Regions from separate parts of the Mus musculus genome. Here region 1 is linked to region 2. A link is a loop called in an ENCODE intact Hi-C map of the cell type or tissue named here. Cell type or tissue: left cerebral cortex. All regions are shown on one strand. Links, peaks and the distances in the headings refer to the core of each region. The heading gives the core; the rest is flanking DNA. Region 1 overlaps Gdpd4 (glycerophosphodiester phosphodiesterase domain containing 4). Region 2 holds the start of Pak1 (p21 (RAC1) activated kinase 1).

The links. Hi-C counts contacts between places; a loop is a spot of excess contacts. Peaks named below come from ENCODE experiments on the same cell type or tissue, not always from the same donor. Only the 100,000 strongest peaks of a DNase experiment are listed, where the experiment ranks them.
Region 1: a loop joins it to region 2, with 2.3 times the contacts of the local background. A loop is called at or near these places in 7 of 42 quality-filtered maps.

The regions. Positions count from the first base shown.
Region 1 is chr7:97,976,437-97,979,350 of GRCm38, forward strand. The region is part of intron 10 of Gdpd4 (glycerophosphodiester phosphodiesterase domain containing 4); the gene reads left to right. Among named protein-coding and RNA genes, the nearest start is that of Gdpd4, 58 kb to the left of the region's middle. In left cerebral cortex, for the core only: a CTCF peak has its summit at 1,241 (motif pointing left); a DNase peak (open chromatin) is centred at 1,222.
Region 2 is chr7:97,841,552-97,844,465 of GRCm38, forward strand. Pak1 (p21 (RAC1) activated kinase 1) reads left to right here and starts at 1,388. Exons shown (of 15, transcript NM_011035.2): 1 at 1,388-1,590. In left cerebral cortex, for the core only: a CTCF peak has its summit at 1,429; DNase peaks (open chromatin) are centred at 1,447 and 2,139; H3K4me3 peaks cover 1,725 bases; H3K27ac peaks cover 2,228 bases.

The DNA of each region.
Region 1 (2,914 bases), core at 90-2,589, 130 kb after region 2:
ACTAGCTACCGGATTACCTCTACCACCTCTCTCCCAATGTTGACTAGCAGAGAAGAAAGCAAGATTCTACTTTCTGGGAGCAAAGCACAAAAGCTACCACAGGACTTTGCCTACTTTGGAGAAGACCTGCGTCAGGTAGAAACTAAACACCCATCCTGCTGAGGTCTTAGACAGAGCCTCTAGGTATGCTTGAGCCTCAGTCAGAGAGACCTCAGAATCCGGACAGACTCAAGTTTTGGCCCAGTCCATTATCAGCCTTGGGTTGGGCTTGTTCACTCCCACTCCCAAACACCCAGCCCATGCAGGGCCCTGTGAGATTCAAGTGCATCAGCCTTGGCAGCTTAAAGACTTCCTGTGCTACCTGTTGCCAAGCCTTGGGCAGCACAGGTATTCCTCGGCTAGTCCTCAGAGATGGAGATTTTAGAATTTCCCTAGATCTATATCCCAGTGGGATACATTTGTCTTCTGGCTTGATTCACCAGCAGCTGTAGTGCGAGCCTGGATATACCCCTGAAGCTTTGCAGGTCCTAATGGAAAACTCAGTTATGACTTATTAGCTTTTGAGTACACGTCACTGGTGACAGGGCAGATGTAGAGGGGTCCATCTGCAAGTACGGGGCAGAGAAAGCTGTACTACCAGAGGTGAGCCACCAAGGCTGGATCGTAAGTTGGGATGGAGTACATTAACACTATCCCAACTTGGATAGCAAGACTATGCTGTGGAGAGGATGTGGTAACAAGCATAGGACTTTGCCTTGGAGATTAATACTGGATGTATGAAACCTCACACTGGTCAGAACCCTAACAGTCCCTGTCCTCAGGCCTATCTGTGGAAAGGCCCTCTACAACAGCCCTGGTTTATTGGTTTTTTTTTTTCCTTCCCAGTGCCACCTGTGACTGATTGCAGCAGACTCTGGCTATGAGTTAGCAGTAGGCAGTCAACAACAGTGTAGAATTCAATTCTTGACAGTCTGTCTGCTGTGAGTGTGACAGTGTTGCAGTTTTGGTGGCCCTATATTAGAATGGCATAGAGGCCTGGGGCTGGTCCCTCCATGGTACTTATATCCAGAGAGGGCAGAGTCTTCAGTGTCTAAATACCTCCTGGTGACTGTGGGTGAAATTGTTCAGACTAATATAACTCTCTGCAGAGGTTTAGATACTTCTCTAGTTCACTCCATGAGCAAATTAGCATCTGGGGATTTGAAGTAAGCGTGGGCTTGGACCACCCTCTAGTGCTGAAACAGTGGCAGTGCTCCTGCAGTGACTCCAGCACACATGGCTGCAGAAATTACTATAGACCAACAGAAAACACATAGCCTGCATAGACTTTCTAGAAAAGTAAGCACAAAGCCAGAGTACAAAAACTGAAGCAACTACATCACACACTAATAAGCATCAGGGATGTTCATGGAACTATAACCTCACCTGACAGTTGAAATAAGGTACCAGGAGGTGAACAAATGGTAACTAGTATAGTCTTTGATAGTGAACTTAAGACGTTTTAAAGAAACTTGATGACCTTCAAAAGAAAACAGAATGATTCAGTACTCAGAGAAACTTGACAGCAATGGAAGCATTTTTTAAAAATAAAGCTTAGTTGAGCTGAAATGACACAGTAAGTCATTAAAAATCTAGGAGATAGAAGAGACCAATACAGGAAAGAAGTAATGAACTCAGAAACAGGCTATTTGAAACCATAATTGGAGAGAAAAAAGAATATAAAGCATGAAGAATACTTGAACAGCTTTAGAGTAGAATTAGAAGAGCAAAGATTCAATCTGTTGGGTTTCAAGAGGGATTTAGTAATTCCACGTGGATATGCAACTCGTCAGAAAGTTAGTGATGAAAATGGAAACTTCCAAATCCTCAGGAGGAAACAAATATCCAGGGACAGGAAAGTCAGAGGTCACTAATCACTCAACAAAACCTGCCCCAAAGCATGACGATGTCAAACTTTCAAAAGGCAAAAAGGATATCCTCAAAGTAATAAGTGTTGGTATCAGGACCCCTGACATCACATCTAGGCAACAGCGTGACCCACACACCCTTTGCCAAGGCAACAGCCATCGTATTCCCAGAATCCACTTGACTCACCTCCCATCATTACCTGTGGCTACGTCAATATCTATATTTAAAAGGAAGACCCCTCTGATCTCCCTCTTTCTTTCCCCCTTCCCTTTCTGCTGCCACCTTGCCCTTTTCTCTCTCAATAAACCTCAAGTGGAACTGTTTGGTCTGGTGTGGTCTTTCTGGAGCCACACAACGATCACAACAAGTGTTCCCTGAGTACCTAAGACAGACAGACATATCGTTGTGGACCAGGAGAGGTGCATGTGAGTTCTAGGAGTTAAAGGTTCTCCACGGAACCACTTTGATCACAGCCAATGTGAATGTATTAGTTGCTTTCCTCATCACTGAGACCAATACCTGGCCCAAGTGGCCTGGAGAAGGAAAGATTTGGTTTGGGACTCACTGTTATGGGGGGATTCCATCCATGATGACAGGGAGAACACAGTAGAGCTGGCTACTTTATCCTGAGCCAGAAAGCAGAAAAAATGGAGATACTAGCATTTGTCTTTGTGAAAGTTGGGTTGCCACAACTTGACATAAACCTAGACATAACTTGGAAGATGGGATTTAATTGAGAAATCATTTTCATAGGATTGGCCTGGAGGCCAGTCTGTAGGGCATTTCCTCAACTAATAATTGACTGATGTCGGAGGACCAGCCCAAATAATAAGACAAATATTAATAGGCCTAAAGGTATATATAGACACCAATACCATAATAGTAAGAATTCTAGTTTGCATTACCAACAATGGATGATAATCCAGAGAGAGTCAATAAAGAAATGACAGAGTTAAGTTGTGCTCAACACCAAATGTTCCCAACAGACATCTATAGAACATGATAT
Region 2 (2,914 bases), core at 214-2,713:
AGCATGTGTTACTTACTGTCATCTTAGACGTTTGTTTAAGTTAGTACAGTTTCTGCTTTCCGATGCCTGAAGCTCTAAAAAACTCTTTAACTGTGTACTTGCCCATACTTCTTTCCATTGATCAAGGATCTTTTAAAACATCAATTGTTGTTATCCTGTTTTTTCCCAGAACCCTTAGAGCAGAATCTAAACTTCTGAGCCTGTGAGATGGCTCAGTGCATAAAGATTTCTGGCACTAAGCCAGACAACCCAAGTTTGAACCTTAGGACACATGTGGTAGAAGTAGAAAATTGATTCTCATGAGTTATCCTCTGATCTCTACATGCATACCATGGTATATATGTGCCACCTACCCTCACCCCATAACAAATAATTAAAACCCTCTAAACTCATTAGTTATGGCCTGGAAGAGATAACTGCATAACTTGATTCCAGTCATGCGCCTCAAGGGCAAGGGATGAGTTGGGTGAGTGTAGTGAGTGATGATGGGAGATACTGACTTCTGGGTGTACAGGAAATATGTGAAGGTACATTTTTTAACATTTCAGTCTTAAGGAAGCACCGTTTATTGGGATGGGGAAGACCAGAGTTGTTTCTTTAATGTGTCATCCAGCTCCAAGTTCTATTGTAGTGACTGGTATCTGACAAGTGCTAAAGAAATTCTGAGAGTGGTGTAGGGCCTACTTCATAACTCTGTGAAATAGACATAGGTTTGTAAAGTGTGGGGACACATAGTAAATAGCCCTTAACAAATAGTAGCTGTTGCTGAACTTTCTCTGTTCAAAGGAGGTGGTTGGTATAGGGACCACCTTATTATCTTTCATGGGACACATTTTAGAGAGTCAGCAGAAAAGAATAATTTCCCCCTCTCCATTCTAGTCTGAATGAATCTTGAATCTAATTTGAGTAGGTCTTGATTCCGGGGTTCAAGAGGACTCCCACAGGCTCTAGAACAGCTGTTCTCAGCTTATAGGTCCAGATCCCTTGAGGGGTTGTTGAACTACCCTTTCACAGGGGTCACCTAAGACCATTGGAAATGTCAGATATTTACATTACAATTCATAGCAGTAGCAAAATTACAGAATTACAAAATTATGAAATAGCAACAAAATTAATTTTATGATTGGGGGTCACCACAATGTGAGGAACTATATTAAAGAATCGCAGTGTTAGGAAGGTTGAGAACTACTGCTCTAAAAAGCCTGTCTGGTACCTCTTGTTGGAGCCTGGGTTGGGAGAACAGCAGAGACAATCAGAACATTGGTTATGTATTTGTTTCCCGCCCCTCAGCGCCTCTTCAGAAAAAAAGGGGCGGGGGCAGCGCTCTCCCCGCCTCCTTTCCTTCCTTTCTCTGTTCCTCCCTCCCTCCCCGCCCCTTCACTAAGCCTCTGTGTCTTTGCTGCCGCCCTACGTGGGCCTGAGTGTGCTGCGCCTTGGGAGCTGGGTGGCTGCGCTGCGGCGCTTAGCCGAATCCAGCCTGTCAGGCTGGTTCAGCCCGGGCTTTGTCCCAACTGCTGAGCAGGGAGAGGTGCGGCTCTGCGACAGATACACAAGATCATCAGAGATGCTGGGCCCCGGACCCACCGCCAGGTAATGCTGGCTTTCCCTGGGCCTGGCATAGCTAGACTGAGAGCTGGGGTAGAAGGAGCGGGTGTCTTTCTGCCTTCCGGGGAAGGGAATGGGGAGAACATTACATTTCACTTATATTAAGGGATTCTTAATAAGGAAAGGGCCTGGTGGTGTAACATTGAGATAAGCCCCTCAGGGCTAGGCCTGTGCTGGAATAAGGCATCTGGCTAGGGAAGGTTATGAAGGGGAAGCTGGATTTTTTGGGGAACTGCATGCCTCAGGGGCCCCACTCCTTTGTAAGCATGCTTCTGCATGGTGGCCAGGGTGATGCTTTTCTGTGCCTTGGTTTAGCTGCGGTTTTCCTGGGACCCGGAATACTGTTCTCTGGTTGGAGATGTAGTGAAGATAGGAGACCCCTGCAGCTGTTCCTGGTCAGGCAGTCTCTATGAGCCTTAATTTCCTTATTTGAAGAGAAGGGCTTAGCATTCTGTAACTGTGCCTTTCCTAGGCTGTAAAATTTACCTTGGAAAGGTGAGCTAGGTAGAGACAGAGGAGCCAGCCTTCCATATGCATCTTGCCGGTCTGTTTAGAACCAGTGACTTCATAAAGTGCTAATGCTTCTGTTGGGGCTAAGAGTAGATATGTTGAGTGTGGGGTGTGGGGTTGAGAAGAAACAGGTGAACGCATGCTAATTTTTTTTCCTGAACTGGCCAATTCTTTGATACTTAGATCACTGCTATAAACTAGGCTGTCTTCTCTGGTGCACTGTTATTGATCTGCTAAGTAAATAACAGACCTTGACACTATGTAATATCTTAATCACTGTAATTCCTTCCTTTATTATCTGGCACCAAGAAATACAAATACTAACCTATGCTGATTATTTTGGACCTTTCTCATCTTGGTTACAGAGGAGCTATGCATTCCCTCTGGGAAGCCTTCCTGCTCTTCCTTTCTTCCTCCTCTTCCTGCTGGTCGGCTTTCCTTGCCTGCCCCTCACCTGTTTTCTGATCTCACCAGTTTCCTTTCTTCCTTTCCTTGTCTTCACGCTTTCCACTTCTTGTCTCTTTTCCTTCCATAACCATGGTTTCTTTTTTCTGTTTTCCTTTTTCATTTCTTCCCTGGGTCCTCTTCTTCTTGGTTAGGCTCTCTTCTCTTTTCCTTTTAGAATCTTTTATTGTGCTTTCTCATTGGTAGTAAGTTGCTGACTTGGAGGGACCTTTGCTGTGATGTTTGTAAGGTCCAAACATTCTAGCTTCCTTGTTTTGGACCTAAGCTCTGTTTTCCTTATGTGTCAGGCTGTCTCCTTACTGCCCTCAAGCTGTGTTTTGAGGCTTCCTAATAA